Regions from separate parts of the Homo sapiens genome. Here region 1 is linked to region 2. Evidence: read pairs that join two places in POLR2A ChIA-PET (ENCODE). Cell type or tissue: HepG2. All regions are shown on one strand. Links, peaks and the distances in the headings refer to the core of each region. The heading gives the core; the rest is flanking DNA.

Region 1 (5,379 bases), core at 328-5,327, 76 kb before region 2:
CCGAGTAGCTGGGACTACAGGCATGCGACCCCATGCCCAGCTAATTTTTATATTTTTAGTAGAGACAGAGTTTCACCATGTCGACCAGGATGGTCTCGATCTCTTGACCTAGTGATCCGCCCACCTCAGCCTCCCAAAGTGCTGAGATTACAGGTGTGAGCCACTGCATCCAGCCTGGCTTTTTTTGGTTTTTGTTTGTTTTAGAATCAGGGTCTCACTTTGTTGACCAGGCTAGAGTACAGTGGTGTGATCATTGCTCACTGCAGCTTAAAATTCCTGTGCTCAAACAATCCTCCCATCTCAGCCTCCCAAGTAGGTGGGACTACAGGCACCAACCACCATGCCCAGCTATACCATAGTTAAAAAAACAAAAAACAAAAAACAAACAAAAAAACACCAGGCGCGGTGGCCCACACTTGTAATCTCAGCACTTTGGGAGGCCGAGGTGGGCGGATCACGAGGTCAGGAGATCGAGACCATACTGGCTAACACGGTGAAATGCCGTCTCTACTAAAAATACAAAAAATTAGCAGGGCGTGGTGGCGGGCACCTGTAGTCCCAGCTACTCGGGAGGCTGAGGCAGGAGAATGGCGTGAACCCAGGAGGTGGAGCTTGCAGTGAGCTGAGATGGCACCACTGTACTCCAGCCTGGGCGACAGAGCGAGACTCCATCTCAAAAACAAACAACCAAAAACAAAGAAGAAAATGTGACAAAGACAGTATTTGGCCTATAAAGCCTAAAATACTGACTATTTACTATCTGGGCCCTTACAAAAACAGTTTGCTGACTGCTAAGTTAGCATGCCACAGTATCCTGTCTCACCAATACGATCCAGAGAAAGCCCCAGCACCGTGTCTGCCAGCCTCCAATTCTCTTTGGACTCGGCCGCTTCCAAGAGTGCTCTGAACAATTAAAACCTCAATGAATACATTCAGTGCATGAAGACGGATGTGCCAGGGGGATTTTCAAATCTTCGGCTGCATCTTTGAGTGTGTGTAAACCTCGGGCCAGTTGCCTGGCAGGCCAGCCTGCGGCATGGGTCTTGACTTTCCCGATTGTGAAATGAGGATGAGAAATCTTGGCCTTGGAATGGAGGGAAATGAAAGAGGGGCATCTGACCGACTCTCAGAAAGACACAGGCAGGGAGCTCTGGAGGCTTCTTAGAAGGAAGAACCAGCCCGGCGCGGTGGCTCATGCCTGTAATCCCAGCACTATGGGAGGCTGAGGCAGGCGGATCACCTGAGGTCAGGAGTTTGAGACCAGCCTGACCAACATGGAGAAACCCTGTCTCTACTGAAAATATAAAATTAGCTGGGCGTGGTGGCAGGCGCCTGTAATCCCAGATACTCGGGAGTCTGAGCCAGGGGAATCGCTTGAACCCGGGAAGCAGAGGTTGCGGTGAGCCGCGACTGCACCACTGCGCTCCAGCCTGGGCAACAAAAGCGAAACTCTGTCTCAAAAAAAAAAGAAGGAAGAACAAATATGAATCACAAGCAACATTATTACCTTAGCAAGTGTTTGAGCCCCCAGTCTAAATGTGTAAAGTAATCTGCTCAGGCTTAAGAAAATCTCTTTTCCCCTATCACACTGGATGTATGAACACATGACCAGCAGAGGCCATCTAACTGAATGGGTTTTCATGCCTCCCCTCTCTGCTCAGGTGGTGAGTTCCCTGAGGCCCGGTCTGGATCTTATGTTTTACTTGTGTCTTCTCTGAGCTCTTGGTACCACACTGAGCAGCACACGGTGAGCAGCTCCGCATAGTGATCTGCCCGACTTACATGTTACAAAAAGGCCCCGAATGGAAACAGGCCTCCAGGAAGAGTGTCTAGAAAAGTAAGGGTCAGGCAGGGTGCCGGTGGCTCACGCCTATAATCCCAGCACTTTGGGAGGCTGAGGTGGATGAATCACTTGAGCCCAGGAGTGCGAGACCAGCCTGGGCAACATAGCAAGAACTTGTCTCTACAGAAAAAAGAAAAGAAATACTAGCTGGGTGTGGCAGCTCATGACTGTAATCACAGTGCTTTGGGAGGCTGAGGCAAGAGGATAGCTTGAGCCTGGGAGATTGAGGCTGTGGTGAGCCATGTTCATGCTACTGCACTCCAGCCTGGGCAACATAAGAGACACTGTCTCAAAAAAATAAATAAAAAATAAAAGGCTAGGCATGGTGGCTCACACCTATAATCCCAGCACTTTCAGAGGCTGAGGCAGGCGGATCACTTGAGCCCAAGAGTTTGAGACCAGCCTGGGCAATATGGCAAGACCCTGTCTCTACAAAAAGTACAAAAATTAGCTGGACATGGTGGTGTGTGTGTGTAGTCCCAGCTACTTGGGAGGCTGAGGTGGGAGGATCACTTGAACCCAGGAGGCTGAGGCTGCAGTGAGCTATGATTGCACCACTATGCTCCAGCTTAGGTGACAGCCAGACCCTGTCTCAAAAAAAAAAAAAAAAAAAAAGAAGAAAAGTAAGAGTCTTCTCTCTGCCCTCCCCGAGAACAATCTTGAGGCCCAGAGAGCAGGTGCGAGCTAGCTGGGGGGTCCTGGCACCTCAGGTGAGGCTGCTGGAGGCCCAGGCCCGAAGGCCCAGGCGCTCCCTCCCCTTCAGAAGCCCAGCTCTTCAGGCCCTCCCTGTATCCTCCACACCCAACCCTCTTCAGTCCTCCAGGAAACATCATGAGGGTTAATTATTTCTCAGGGCTGACTCAGACAGCAGTTTTCTGCCAAAGCATTCTGTCAGCCAAGCACGGTCCTGCTGTTACCCCTGTGAGGGAGCCTTTGTAAGCTGTGTCGGGAGGAAACTCCTCAGCAGGGAAGCCCAAAGCCCCGTAGCCTGGGGTGGGGTCCTGCCTGATCCCGTCAGGTGGGGCTGGTTGCTGGGAGGGCGCCCTCCCCAGTGTGAGAAGCCAGCTCCAGAACGCTCTCACCGCCAGGCTGCCTTTCAGCCAGTCCCTGTGGGGCAACGCTTGCCTTTCGTTTTGTTGATTGGAGATTGTGTCTCTGAATAGAGCTTAATGTCCTTTTGAAATTATCTGTTCTTTTTTATTCTTTTTTTTTTTTTTTTTTGAGATAGAGTCTTGCTCTGTTACCCAGGCTGGAGTGCAGTGGCTTCATCCCAGGGCTCACTGCAACCTCCGCCTCCTAGGTTCAAGCGATTCTCCTGCCTCAGCTTCTGGAGTAGCTGGGATTACAGGCGCCTGCCACCATGCCTGGCTAATTTTTGTATTTTAGTAGAGACGGGTTTCGCCATGTTGGCCAGGCTGGTCTCAAACTCCTGACCTCAAGCAATCCACCCACTTTGGCATCCCAAAGTGCCGAGATTACAGGTGTGAGCCACTGCACCTGGCCTTTTTTTTCTTTCTTTTAAAAATTTCTCCTGCTTTCTCCATTTGGTTTAGATTGCTGCTGTGTTCCTAAATGCTGAAGGTGAATGATGGGGCGTCCGGAGGAGAGGGATGACACTCAAACAAAAACCGTCTGCCTAGGAGGCCAAACTGGGGGAGAGTGGGGGGGGACAGAGGGGGTCTCTTGGAGGAAGGAGGCCTGGGAGATCTTCTCTCTCATATCAGAGAACCTGAGGGACTGGGATGGCCCTGAATGGAGATTCAAAGACGCTGAACTGTGCTTGAGACACCTGGGACCAGAAGCCAGGAGGGAGGAGGTAGAGAGAAGTAGAACAAGGTAGCCCCGTGAATTCACTGCATGGCAGCCATTAGCTTCACCTGCCCTCTGACCAGGCCGACACCAGCACCCTGGGCACCCCATGTGAGTAGGAAGGTGTGTGGTGCTGTGCAAACCCGATTATTCCCCAAGTAACCCATGCTGCATCTACAGCTTCCTGCTGCTGCGCCAGAAGCTGTGCCCTCTTATGGAAAGAAGAGCACTTCCTTCATATAAAAGCAGCCAGGTGAAGGCAAGGCTATTCTTGCACGAGAAATGATGATTATACAGATCAATTCCATCTTCTGGAGGAACCCCAGACAGTGGTAAATTACACAGTTACAGTTGTACCTTAAGCCCCATCTCCCCACCCCCCACAAAACAACAGAAAACCCAACAACCATGTTTTGCAGCAAAAATATTTACAGGACAGTTACTATGCACAAGCAAGTATTTTATATATTATGTCATTTAATCTTCTCAAGAACCCTGTGATGTATTTACCAATGAATGAACAGAGAGAGAGGCTAACAGCTAGCCAGAAATCACAGGGCCAGAAGGGTATGAAAGCTAGGCCTGGCAAGGCTGAGAATACAGCAGGACTTGGCATCTGGTAAGTGTTCCATAAATCCTTGTTGAAGGAATAAATGGGTCTGCCAGGCTCCATGATCAGGGCTTGCCTACTGCTCCCTAAGCCATAATTCCTGTTCCAAGGATCTGGGTAAGTCAGGGCCTACAAATATGCCCCAGGGAAGTTTTCTAAGATCCTGTTCTCATCTTTCTTCTGTGCTCTCCTCTCCCCAGCTGCCATCCTGTATCCCTTCCAAGAAGGCATAGAATGGAGGAGTTAATTTGTTATTTGATGTACCAAGTATAGTATTTGAGTGCCTACCAATGGTGCCAAGCATTGTTCTGGATGCTGGGGTCATAGGAGTGAACAAAACAGGTTAGGATCACATTTTGAAGATCACATTCTAGCCAGGGTACAGACTTGGCTGAGAGATCAGTTCTGGCTGAACTGATCAGGTAGGATTGAGGTAAGAGCTCTGTGACTCCTTAGCTATGGGCTGCTGTGTGCACATGGGGGCAGGCACCAGCGCTCCCTCACCAATGAGGTGCACTTTCGTCCTTGTGGTTGCAGAAGTGGTTTCAGCACCTCTGCCTCTCTGCTGTGGCCTCTTCCCTGGCCATGGTTTTCATCCCAGGATGGGCTCCTCAAAGTGTCTTTGCCACATGACCTAGAATTGAGACTAAGAGATTCAGTCTGGGCTGAGCTCATGTTAAAACCCAGGAGGCCAGGTGCGGTGGCTCACGCCTATAAATCCCAGCACTTTGGGAGGCCGAGGCAGGCAGATCACAAGGTCAAGATATTGAGACCATCCTGACCAACATGGTGAAACCCCGTCTCTACTAAAAATACAAAAATTAGCCGGGCATGGTGGTGGGTGCCTGTAGTCCCAGCTACTTGGGAGGCTGAGGCAGGAGAATCGCTTGAACCCAGGAGGTGGAGGTTGAAGTGAGCTGAGATTGCGTCAACTGCACTCCAGCCTGGCGACACAGTGAGACTCTGTCTCAAAAAACAAACAAACAAAACCAGGAGCTAATGCATGGCCCTTATTTTTAACTTTTATTTATTTATTTATTTATTTATTTTAAGTTCCTCGGTACATGTACAGGATGTACAGGTTTGTTAACACAGGTAAATGTGTGCCATGATGGTT
Region 2 (5,379 bases), core at 67-5,066:
CCTTTTGGGGCTCATGCCTTCATGTGTGTCTTTTTATAGAGCAATTAATAAATGTTGGCAGTGTGCTTGTGATCCTTCTGAAATGCTTGGGGAGGATATTGTCACTGCTGCAGCTTTGTGTGTCTTGGGTCTTACAAATGATTTACCACTTACTAAATCTGAAATCCAAATTGTAGATTTGGCTCTGGTTGTTGCCAGCTAACAGAAGCTATAATACTGGAAAGAAGTTAAGAAGCTATCACAGACTGCCTCAATGTCTAACTTTATCCAGGATAATCATGTAGAAAAGAAACTCCTGGATTTATAGGACAAAAAAAATTATAGAATGTTTGCATAATTTAAAAATAAAATGGAATATTTGTTATATTTTATATGAAAATAAGTCTTCATCATATATTTTATTATTTATTTATTTATTTATTTATTTGAGACAGAGTCTCACTCTGTCGCCCAGGCTGGAGTGCAGTTGTGAGATCTCAGACCACTACAACCTCCGCCTCCTGGGTTCAAGTGATTCTCCCGCCTCATCCTCCCGAGTAGCTGGGACTACAGGTGCCCACCACCACGCCTGGCTAATTTTTGGATTTTTAATAGAGATGGGGTTTCACTCTGTTGGCCAGGCTGGTCTTGAACTCGCCTTGGCCTCCCAAAATGCTAGGATTACAGGCGTGAGCCACTGTGCCCGGCCTTCATTATATATTTTAAACTTGATATACTTGAGTAAACAACTTTTTTCCATTATAAATACTATAAATTACAATTTAAGTAACAATTCCTTATAAAACTAAATGGTAGATTACAGCTTCTAAGTATTATCATTCTTCTTCCTTTTGTCTTCCCCCAGACAATAAACGAAGAAAAAAACCACAATATATAGACATATATAAAGGCATAAACTTATAGGAATGTGTGAGAATGTGCTGTTGCTGCTGCATTGTAGATTCAGACTAAAAATAGTGACAAATCATAATTCTTCACGATCACATCTGCTAGCAAAGTTAACTGAGGAAGGTCCCACTATTTTCATCTTATATTTCCCAGGGAATAAGATGTGGCCCCTCAAAGTGTCACTGATAATCCAGCATTATCTAATTAGCACATTTGATCCATCATCCAGTTTTTGGATACATTCAAATATACTGTTTTACTGGATTTGAAAATATAAACATAGAATTTAAAATACATTAGAAACAAAATAAAATAAATCAAATATATTAGAACTGGAAAGAGGCTGGGTATGGTGGCTCACGCCTATAATCCCAGCACTTTGAGTGGCTGAGGCAGGAGGATCACTTGAGGCTAAGAGTTCAAGTCCAGGGTGGGCAACAAAGCAGAGACCCTGTCTCTATAAAAAACAAAAAAAAATTTAAAAATTAGCTGGATGTGGTGGTGCACACTTGCAGTCCCAGCTACTCGGGAGGCTGAGGTGGGAGGATTGCTTGAGCCAGGAGCTGGAGTCTGCAGAGCTATGACTACAGTCTGGGTGACAGGGCAAGATCCTGTCTCAAAAAAAAGAAAAAGAAAAAAAAAAGAAAAGAAAAGAACTGTAAAGGTATTATAAATCAATGATTCTAGCTCTCTCAAATTACAGATAAGGAAATGGAGGTCTAGAGAGGGTAAACCATTTGCTTAAAGGCAGATTTCTTTCTTTCTTTTTTTTTTTTTTGAGACGGAGTCGCCCAAGCTGGAGTGCAGTGGCGAAATCTCAGCTCGCTGCAACCTCCGCCTCCTGGGTTCAAGCGATTCTCCTGCCTCAACATACCAGGTAGCTAGGATCACAAGCTTGCGCCACCACACCCAGCTAATTTTGTATTTTTAGTAGAGACGGGGTTTTACCATGTTGGCCAGGCTGGTCTCGAACTACTGACCTCAGGTGACCCACCCACCTCAGCCTCCCAAAGTGTTGTGATTACAGGCGTGAGCCACCATGCCCGGCCAAGGCAGATTTCTTTTCATTTATTTCCTCAGTTATTCTTCCACACATTCAGTCAACCATGTTACTAAGCAGGAGTTAATGTGAGGCCCTCAGGATGTAAAAAGAGTAAGATACCACCGTTGTTCTTAAGGAGTTAAGCTCCAGCAAAGAGAGACAGGAGCCCCTCAACCAGCTAATACAGTAAGTAGTCTGTGGTGAGGAGCTTGTGAGCATTACAGACTAAGAGCTACCAAAGAGCACAAATAGTTGTTGATTCTACTTCATGAGGTTGAGACGGCTTCACAGAAGAGCAGACCTATGAGCTGAGCCTTAAAGAATGAACATGCCGTCATGTAGAAAAGATCAAAGGGCAACCAGGTAGGATAAACAGCATGAGCAAAGCCACAACCCCATGAGCATGTGTGAGAAAATTAGGGAAGAGTCAACAGTCCAATGTGCATGTGTGGAGGATGTGGGGTCAAGCAGAAAAGGTGAGGAAGAAAAATTACCCTGCCCAGATTACCCCACTTAAAGGAAATTGGTCTTTTGGTCTTTTAGTCTTTTGTGGCTAATTTGGTAAAAGCCTTGAATGTCATTCTAAGAAGTGTGGACTTTATTCTGAGAAAATAGGGCTCCAGGGAAGGCTTATAAGTAGGGCTAGGACACAATCAGACCTTGGTTTATGCTGGAGATGAATTAGAATTTTACATTTTAGACAGGAGATAATGAGAGCCTTGTATTAGTCAGGGTTCTCTAAAGGGACAGAACTAATAGGATAGATGAACGTATGAATGGGGAGTTTATTAGGAGAATTGACTCACAGGATCACAAGGTGAAGTCCCACAATAGGCCGTCTGCAAGCTGAGGAGCCAGGAAGCCAGTCCAAATCCCAAAACCTCAAAAGTAGGGAAGCTGATAGCACAGCTTTCAGTCTTTGGCCAAAGGCCCAATAGCCCCTGGCAAATCACTGGTGTAAGTCCAAGAGTCTAAAAGCTGAAGAACTTGGAGTCTGATGTTAAAGGGCAGGAAGCATCCAGCATGGAAGAAAGATGGAGTCCAGAAGACTCAGGAAGTCTGCTCTTTCCATGCTTGCTTTTATGCTGGCAGCTGATTAGCTGGTGCCCACCCAGACTGAGGGTAAGTCTGCCTCTCCCAGTCCACTGACTCAATTGTTTATGTCCTTTGGCAACATCCTCACAGACACACCCAGGCACAATACTTTGCATCCTTCGATCCAATCAAGTTGACACACAATATTAACCATCACAAGCCTATATGTGGAAGAGTGGCAATAACGAGGAACAGAAAAGGTATATGGATGGCCAGTAAGCACATCAAAAGATGCTCAACACCATTAGTCATCAGAAAAATGCAAATTAAAACCACAATGAGGGCTGGCGCGGTGGCTCATGCCTGTAATCCCAGCAGTTTGGGAGGCCGAGGCAGGTGGATCACATGAGGTTAGGAGTTTGAAACCAGCCTGACCAACATGGTGAAACCCCGTCTCTACTAAAAATAGAAAAATTGGCCAGGCACAGTGGCTCACGCCTGTAATTCCAGCACTTTGGGAGGCCGAGGGGGGCAGATCACGAGGTCAGGAGATCGAGACCACCCTGGCTAACACGGTGAAACCCCGTCTCTATTAAAAATACAAAAAATTAGCCGAGTGTGGCGGCACGTGCCTGTAGTCCCAGCTACTCGGGAGGCTAAGGCGGGAGAATGGCGTGAACCCGGGAGGCAGAGCTTTCAGTGAGCCGAGATGGCGCCCTTGCATTCCAGCCTGGGCAACGGAGCAAGACTCCAGCTCAAAAAAAAAAAAAAAAAAAAAAAAGAAAGAAAGAAAGAAAAATTAGCCAGCCATGGTGTGCACCTGTTATTCCAGCTACTTGGTTGGCTGAGACATGAGAATTGCTTGAACCTGGGAGGTGGAGGTTGTAGTGAGCTGAGATAGCGCCACTGAACTCCAGCCTGGGAGACAGAGGAAGACTCTGTTTAAGAAAAAAAAAACCCAAAACAAACAAACAAAAACCAAGTAAATAAAATAAATATAAATAAATAAATAGGCCAGGCACGGTGGCTCATGCCTGTGATCCCAGCACTTTGGGAGCCTGAGGCAGGTGGATCAGGAGATCAAGAGATGGAGACCATTCTGGCCAGCATGGTGAAACCCCATCTCTACTAAAAATACAAAAATAGCTGGGCATAGTGGCGCATGCCTGTAGTACCAGCTACTTGGGAGGCTGAGGCAGGAGAATCACTTGAACCCTGGAGGTGGAGGTTGCAGTGAGCTGAGATCGCGCCACTGCACTCCAGCCTGGTGACAGAGTGAGACTGTCTCAAAACAAAACAAAAAATAAATACATAAATAAAAATAAACCACAGTGAGATACCACTACGTATCCACTAGAATGGTCAAAATTTTAAAAACTGATCATACCAAGCGTTGGCCAGGATGTGAAGCAAATGCAACTCATATATTGCTGGTGGGAATGTGAAATGACACAACAATTTTAGAAAACAGCTTGGCAGTTTTCTTTAAATATACACTTACCATGTGATCTAACCATTCCAATCCTAATTATTTATCCAAGGTATATGAAAATATATGTCCAAAGACTTGTATATGTATGTACATACCAACTGTATACATAATAGTCCCCAAACTGGAAACAAGCCAAATGTCCAACAATACACAAATGGATCAACAAATTTAAACAAATTGTAGGATATCCATACAACGGAATACTACTTAGCAGTAAAGAGGAATGATCTGCTGATACCCATGGTGACATGGGGGATCACAAATCCATTATGCTGAATGAAAGAAACTGACACAAGAGTACATACGACGTGATTACATTTGTATGAAACTCTAGAACAGACAAATCTAATCTATAGTAACAGAAAGCAGACCAGGCTGACGGTGAGAGAAAGATTAACTAGGAAGGATTACAGGAAATTTTGGGGGGTAATGGGGTTGTTCTCTACCATGATTGTGATGGTGGTCACATGATCATATGCATTTGTCAAAACTGATAGTGTACATTTAACAGGAGCGTTTTATTATATATAAGTTATATCACAATACGTTTCATTAAAAATAATTGAATTTAGATGGTTAACGGAATAAACTAACAACACGGTAGTTGATCTGATTTTATAGGCTTTTCCCTTGGTTCTGTGTAATTATGGACTGATGTCTTAATGCAGTCCAAACAGAATGGAAACAAACTTAGAAAGGATTCTCACTCCCTTCAGCTAATCAAGGGGAGGGACTTATGCAGTAAAATTCAGTAGCTAATACGATACAGAGCTCCAGTTCCAATGTCAGCAAAAAACAACTCAACTAAATGTTAATGTGATATTAATAAGCTCCCCTAAAACTGGAAAGAATTTATTTTAAGGGCTTCTTGTACCCCCTTCCACTCCTTAGAAAAGTTTTTTAAAAATATTTTTCTACATTT

Evidence for each region. ChIA-PET counts read pairs that join two places held together with the same protein. Peaks named below come from ENCODE experiments on the same cell type or tissue, not always from the same donor. Only the 100,000 strongest peaks of a DNase experiment are listed, where the experiment ranks them.
Region 1: POLR2A ChIA-PET joins it to region 2 with 7 read pairs; 10 of 35 experiments call an interaction of 5 or more read pairs at or near these places.

The regions. Positions count from the first base shown.
Region 1 is chr1:225,744,323-225,749,701 of GRCh38, reverse strand. It overlaps LOC107985352 (a long non-coding RNA gene), which reads right to left. Exons shown (of 2, transcript XR_001738499.2): 2 at 4,110-4,896. Among named protein-coding and RNA genes, the nearest start is that of SRP9, 31 kb to the left of the region's middle. In HepG2, for the core only: no CTCF peak of the experiment used is centred there; a DNase peak (open chromatin) is centred at 2,681; H3K4me3 peaks cover 738 bases.
Region 2 is chr1:225,668,460-225,673,838 of GRCh38, reverse strand. No RefSeq gene overlaps it. Among named protein-coding and RNA genes, the nearest start is that of ENAH, 18 kb to the right of the region's middle. In HepG2, for the core only: no CTCF peak of the experiment used is centred there; a DNase peak (open chromatin) is centred at 2,268.